Regions from separate parts of the Mus musculus genome. Here region 1 is linked to region 2. Evidence: chromatin loops called from intact Hi-C (ENCODE). Cell type or tissue: gastrocnemius. All regions are shown on one strand. Each heading gives the region's core, and the rest is flanking DNA. Links, peaks and the distances in the headings are about the cores only.

Evidence for each region. Peaks named below come from ENCODE experiments on the same cell type or tissue, not always from the same donor. Only the 100,000 strongest peaks of a DNase experiment are listed, where the experiment ranks them.
Region 1: a loop joins it to region 2, with 5 times the contacts of the local background. A loop is called at or near these places in 11 of 42 quality-filtered maps.

Annotation. Positions count from the first base shown.
Region 1 is chr1:14,753,631-14,756,538 of GRCm38, reverse strand. It overlaps Msc (musculin), which reads left to right and starts at 573. Exons shown (of 2, transcript NM_010827.2): 1 at 573-1,309; 2 at 2,214-2,908. The coding sequence starts at 791. The coding sequence ends at 2,300. It overlaps Gm9947 (a long non-coding RNA gene), which reads right to left and starts at 552. Exons shown (of 4, transcript XR_003947744.1): 1 at 302-552. In gastrocnemius, for the core only: no CTCF peak of the experiment used is centred there; DNase peaks (open chromatin) are centred at 707 and 1,184; H3K4me3 peaks cover 2,500 bases; H3K27ac peaks cover 2,305 bases.
Region 2 is chr1:14,979,227-14,982,134 of GRCm38, reverse strand. No RefSeq gene overlaps it. Among named protein-coding and RNA genes, the nearest start is that of Trpa1, 62 kb to the right of the region's middle. In gastrocnemius, for the core only: a CTCF peak has its summit at 1,647 (motif pointing right); a DNase peak (open chromatin) is centred at 1,619.

The DNA of each region.
Region 1 (2,908 bases), core at 122-2,621, 230 kb after region 2:
AAAAAAAGCGCTGCCATGTGAACTATAAAAGCGGGGGCGGAGGGGGGATGGGGGTCAAGAGATGGGTCATTGGAGCTGCTCCTTAGTTTTTGCTCTTTCTCTGTACTCGTTCTATGAAGCCTTGGATAAGCAAACACACATCTTGAGTAATGAACTTGAATGACAGGTCCCCAGGAACACACTGGGAGACAAGCCGCACTGGGCATGCTCAGATTCTTCAGTTCCCACTAAGACCAGCTGCAGGTGAAAATGGAATGAGTAGGAACAAGGTCTTTTCTTTTTGTTCCCAAATCTCACTTACCTCGCACAGATACTCTGAGGGTCAGTCGTGGGCGTAGAGGCCTAAGTCTTTGCTTTGCGCGCAAACATTCCTTGCCCCCGCCCCGCTAACCGCAGGGTTCAGGGGGGAAAAAACGATCCCCACCCCTTCCACGCCCCTGCCCCACCTCTTGTCCCCCTTTCAAGCCCCCTCTACTTTGCCGAGGGGGAGGGGGGTGGCTTTTCCCTAAGAGTACAGATAAATAGTCCTGTCAAAAGGCTCAGCTCGCGGCTGTACTTTTGGATCCGGAGTCAAGTTCAGCAGAGCCCTGGGCTACAGGGTCAGCAGCAGATCGCGCCCACTCCAGGCGCCCAGCTCACAGGGGAGCCTCAGTGCGGAGGCAAGCCCTGGTCTCTGGTCCTCCCCTGGGCTCTCCCACACCCCATCCTCTGTCAGAGAGAAGAAGCCAGAGAAAGCGAGACTGGCCGGGGAGGAGAAAGGCGCGCGCGCGTGGGCGCCGGGGAATAGGCGATGTCCACCGGCTCGGTGAGTGACCCCGAAGACTCGGAGATGAGGGGGCTGCAGAGGGTCTACCCGGCCCCGGCCTCCAAGAGGCCGCCCCTGCTCCGCATGGAGCGCGGTTACGGCTCGCCCAGCGACATTTCTTCTGCGGAAGAGGAGGACGGTGAAGAGGAGCCCGGCTCCCTGGGAGCCGCGGGAGGATGCAAGAGGAAGCGGCTCCGTGGGGCTGACGCTGGCGGCGCAGGTGGCCGCGCAGGCGGTGCGGGGAAGAAGCCGCTCCCGCCTAAGGGCTCGGCCGCAGAGTGCAAGCAGTCGCAGCGGAATGCGGCCAACGCCCGCGAACGCGCCCGGATGCGCGTGCTGAGCAAAGCCTTCTCCAGACTGAAGACCAGCCTGCCCTGGGTGCCGCCCGACACCAAGCTTTCCAAACTGGACACGCTGCGCCTGGCTTCCAGCTACATCGCGCACCTGCGCCAGCTGCTGCAGGAGGACCGCTACGAGGACAGCTATGTGCACCCTGTGAACCTGGTAGGGATGCTGCGCTCGAGGCCGGGGGACAGCAGCCCAGAGCGCTACCCGGGCCCAGGGCTGGCTCGGCCCCAGACGAAGAGCCAAGAGGGGAGGTTTCTGGAACCAGTGGTAAGGAATCTGGTTCAGTGACCTCCGAATCAAGGCAAGAGGAGCCAGCCATTTGCTGGGAGAAAATCATCCAGCCATCTGAAAATGTCCTGGTCCTTTGCCTGGCGACTGCTATCTGTTAACACCCTACTTCTGGGATAAAGTGTGGCTTCCCACTTGGGAGTATTTCTAAGTTTTTAGGCCAAGTTGGAAAAACAAAACAAACCAACCAACCAAACAAACAAAAACTCAGTTGCCCAACTTTTTCCAGACAACAACCTAGCAGGGTTGAATCGCCAGTGCTGCTTTCTTTAAAGGGGGAAGGGGGAGATTGGGAGAACCTAACTTTTTTAAATAAACGTTTGAGTGGTTTAAACAAAAGAAAACACTAATGCAACATAGTTTTCCTGGACGCGACTGTCCGGAAAGTCCCTGTCTAACCTGCCAGCTCCATGAGCTTGGGAAAGATCTCATCCAAACCTATTTAAAAAGGAATGCAGCGTGTGTGTGTGTGTGTGTGTGTGTGTGTGTGTGTGTGTGTGTGTGAGGGAGGGGGACATTAAATCACAGAATTCTAAACTCTCGCCCTTTTCACAGAAAAATCATGTGGGCAACCCATGAGGAAAGCATGAAGGTACGCTGTCGCTCTCAAATAATCAGTAACCAGTAGGATTAAAAATCTAATCAAAGGACAAGACACACACATTTCCAGAACGCTAATAAAAGCGAGGGACCGCCGGGATTCCCTTGGGAAAGTGGTTTCATTTTGTGATCGTTTCTCCTCCGTAACTGATGCTCATTTCAATTTTTTCAGACGTGGCCATTCGTGGTCTCTGGACGCCCAGACTCTGACAGCAAAGACGTTTCTGCAGCCAACAGGCTTTGTGGAACTTCCGCTTAGAGGGACAGGGCAGTTAGATGGATTGTGGTAAACGCAAAGGACTGGGCCAAGGAAGTCCCACTGGATTCTGGACCTTCTCCTTTCCCTGGGCCTGTGAACAAGACAGGAGACAAGTGTGGTTTGCCCTCCTGGAGCGCAGGTGGCCATGGGTGCCCCAAATCAGTGCAAACTTCTGTAACCAAAGAAAGCCCAGTTTCAGGGGAAGAATACGTGGACCAGGTAAAAACCTAGGGCTTTAGCTCTGATCACAACCCCCTGCCTGCTATCTGAGTCCAGTGCAGAAACGGGTTGGTTTTGAAGCTAATCTTGATTGCCTTGTGGTTGATGGCAAGGTCCTGCACAGCCAGGTCCTTCTGTGACCGTGGATGAGAGCTGTTTCCCAGCACTAGAAAGAAGGCCGGCATTAGAGCTCTTCGGGGGCCTGTCACTAAGGGCAGTGTTGCTACAGACAGTGGCATACTCTTCCTGGGCAGGACATGTTGAGGTGGAGACATTAACTCCAGGTGCTGGTTTTGCTCGAAATCTCTGCAGACTGGGGTTCATTTCCTGAGTTCCCTCCTCTGTTTAATCAGTGTTGGGTCTCCATTCAGTGAGTGCAGCTTGTTTAT
Region 2 (2,908 bases), core at 294-2,793:
ACTAACACCCAAGGCAGATGCTTTTTCCCATTATAAAATCAATAAGCACTATAGTAGTGCTTGCCCTAAAGGGGCAGGAGCTAAGATGAGGATTATTTACCAATGAGAAAATGAATGTATGGCCATCTGAGTAACTTATACAGAATACTCTAGACTGAACTGTGGTCAATGAAATGGTCAGTAGCTAAGGATTGCTTAACTGTTCTTAAACAGAGCAACACAGAGATGTGAAGCATCTTTTCATCTTACACACAATGTATGGAAAGAAAATTAGCCTACTCAGTCAGGAAAAAAAAATCATTGATGTCTTTCAGAGGTCCAGGATTTTGCTTTTATTTTCAATTGACTTATGAGACTATTGCTTGGTCCTAATCAGCTCACTGTCCAGGATGGAAAATACCTTTCAAGTTTAGATTTACTTGTGCTGAGAAATCGGCACCGCAGTAAATGAAAGCAGCGATGCCTCTGCTTCCTGCTCACAGAGCTGTGCTCCTCAAGAGCTGTTCCCGGGCCAGGGCTCTAGTGATGCTCAGAGATTACTGAAGAGTGCTGATTCTCAGAGCTTTAAGAAGAACTAGGGACTATGGAATGGGACCAGGGAGACTGTGCTTAATAATTCTGCCACACCCTACTGCTATAGAACTGGCTCCCTAGGGCAACAGTTCCCAAACTGTTGGTTGCGATCCCTCTGTGGGCTCAATATCAGGTGTTTATATTACGCTTCATAACAGTAGCAAAATTACAGTTCTAAAGTAGTCGTGAAATCACTCTACTGTTGGGGGTCACAACAAAATGAGGAACTGTATTTAAGGGTTGCAGCATTAGGAAGGTTGAGAACAATTCCCCTAGAGAATGATCAAGAAACCTGCCCCTCACACACCAGCCCTGCATAGCAATGCTCTCTTCACGCCTCTTCTCTTCTCTGCAGACTTGCCTGGGCTTTGCCATGCAGCAGTCAGTCAGCCTCTGTAAATCCAGGAGTCTGGATGATGATTCTTAAATTCCAACAGTTTCCTCAGTTTCTCCATTGACGCCTTTGGGGATACAACTGGGGTAGCTAACCTGGTGCTTCACTGCTCGGTGTCAGTCACACAGACAGCAGTGATCAGTGTTTTCAACACTGTCCAGCCTTGGGAGCCTTGGTCTTCCCTAACACAGAGAATAGAGCAAGAAAGGCTTTCTCTGTATTTGCCCCCTTACTTTGCCAATGTTTGAGGAACCCACCTGCGTGGCAAGTCTATATAACCCACAGTCTGTGCTCTTTATGCCCAAGAAACATTCCTGGTGGCCTCACCAAGCCTTTATCTTCTCTTGGATGATACCCACGTTCCTGAAGGGGTGCCATGGTGTGTGTGTGTGTGTGTGTGTGTGTGTGTGTTTTCCAAACAGCTAATGTAATTGATTACTTTATATTTTAATTACTTCACAAGCCATATGGTAGAAATGCATACTATAATTTTTCCATTGATTTATAAGATGGTTTATTAAAGACCATGGGTAGTACGATGTGTGTGTGGTGGTGGTGGTGGGGTGGGGGAGGGAGGGAGGGATAGAATGCAAAACTGCAAACAGGCCAACCAAGAATGTGTGCTGAAAAGCTGCTATTTTAAAAGAGGCCAGCAGGTGACAGGAGTGCGGCAGCTAATCCGAGCAGGCTGGTCAGGTTGCAGCATGAAAACAGATTTCTCTTTTTGTCTTCCATTAATTTATTTACTCACTTTACATCTCAATATCATCCACCTATTGTCTCAGTAACTCCCTCAAAGAACACCTCCTCTTCCCCCTCCCCCCATATCGCCTCTGAGAAGCCACCCCAGCCCCCCACCCCTGTACCAATCCATCCTGGCACAAAAAGTCCCAGCAGGACTAGGAAGATTCTCTTCCACTGAGCCCAGACAAGGCGTCCCAGTAAGAATAACAGGATTCATAGACAGGCAACAGAGTCAGGTACAACCCCCACTCCAGTTGTTGGGGTACCACATGAAGTGAGGTACCCACGTGAAGACTGAGCTGCACATATGCTGCATATGTGCACACAGGGGTCAGTAGTTGGGGGGGCACTAGGTCCAGCCCATGCTAGCTCTTTGGTTGGTGGTTCAGTCTCTGGGAACCCCCAAACTTGGTTGTCTCTGTTGGTGTTCTTGTGGAGTTCCTATCCTCTTCAGGTCCTTCAGCCTTTCCCCAACTATTCCACAAGACTTGCTCAGCACTATCCAATGTTTGGGTGTTAGCCTCTGTATCTGTTTCCATCTGCTGCTGAGTGGAACCTTTCAGAGGACAGTTATGCTAGGCTCCTTTCTGCAAGCATAGCAGAGTATTGTTAATAGTATCAGGGATTGGTGCTTGCCCATGGGATGGGTCTTAAGTTGGGCCAGTCATTGGTTGGCCATTCTCTCAGTCTGCTCCATCTTTGTCCCTCACCTTCTTGTAGGCAGGACAAATTTTGAATCAAAGGTTTTGCGGGTAGGTTGCTGTCCTTATCCCTCTACTAGGAGTCCTGTCTGGCTATAGGAGGTGGCCCACTTCAGGCTCCATATTCCTCATTGTTATGAGTCTCAGCTAAAGACTCCCTGGAGCCTCCCCTACCCCAGTCTCTGGCAAGTCGTAGACATCCTTGCTCTTACCCCCAACCTCCATAACCCCACCCACCGCTGATTTCTGTTCACCCTTCTGGCCTGTTCTTCTCTCCCCACCTCTCCCTACACCTGATATACCCCTTCCCCTCTTTCCCTCCCCATCCCCTTTCCCACCCAGTTCCCTCCATCCATCCACTTCCAACAACTATTTTGTTTCTCTTTCTGAGTGAAATTCAAGCATGGTTCCTTGAGCTCTCCTTGTTATTTAGCTTCTTTGGGTCTGCAGATTGTAACAATGGAATCCTGTATTGTATGGCTAATAGTCACTTACA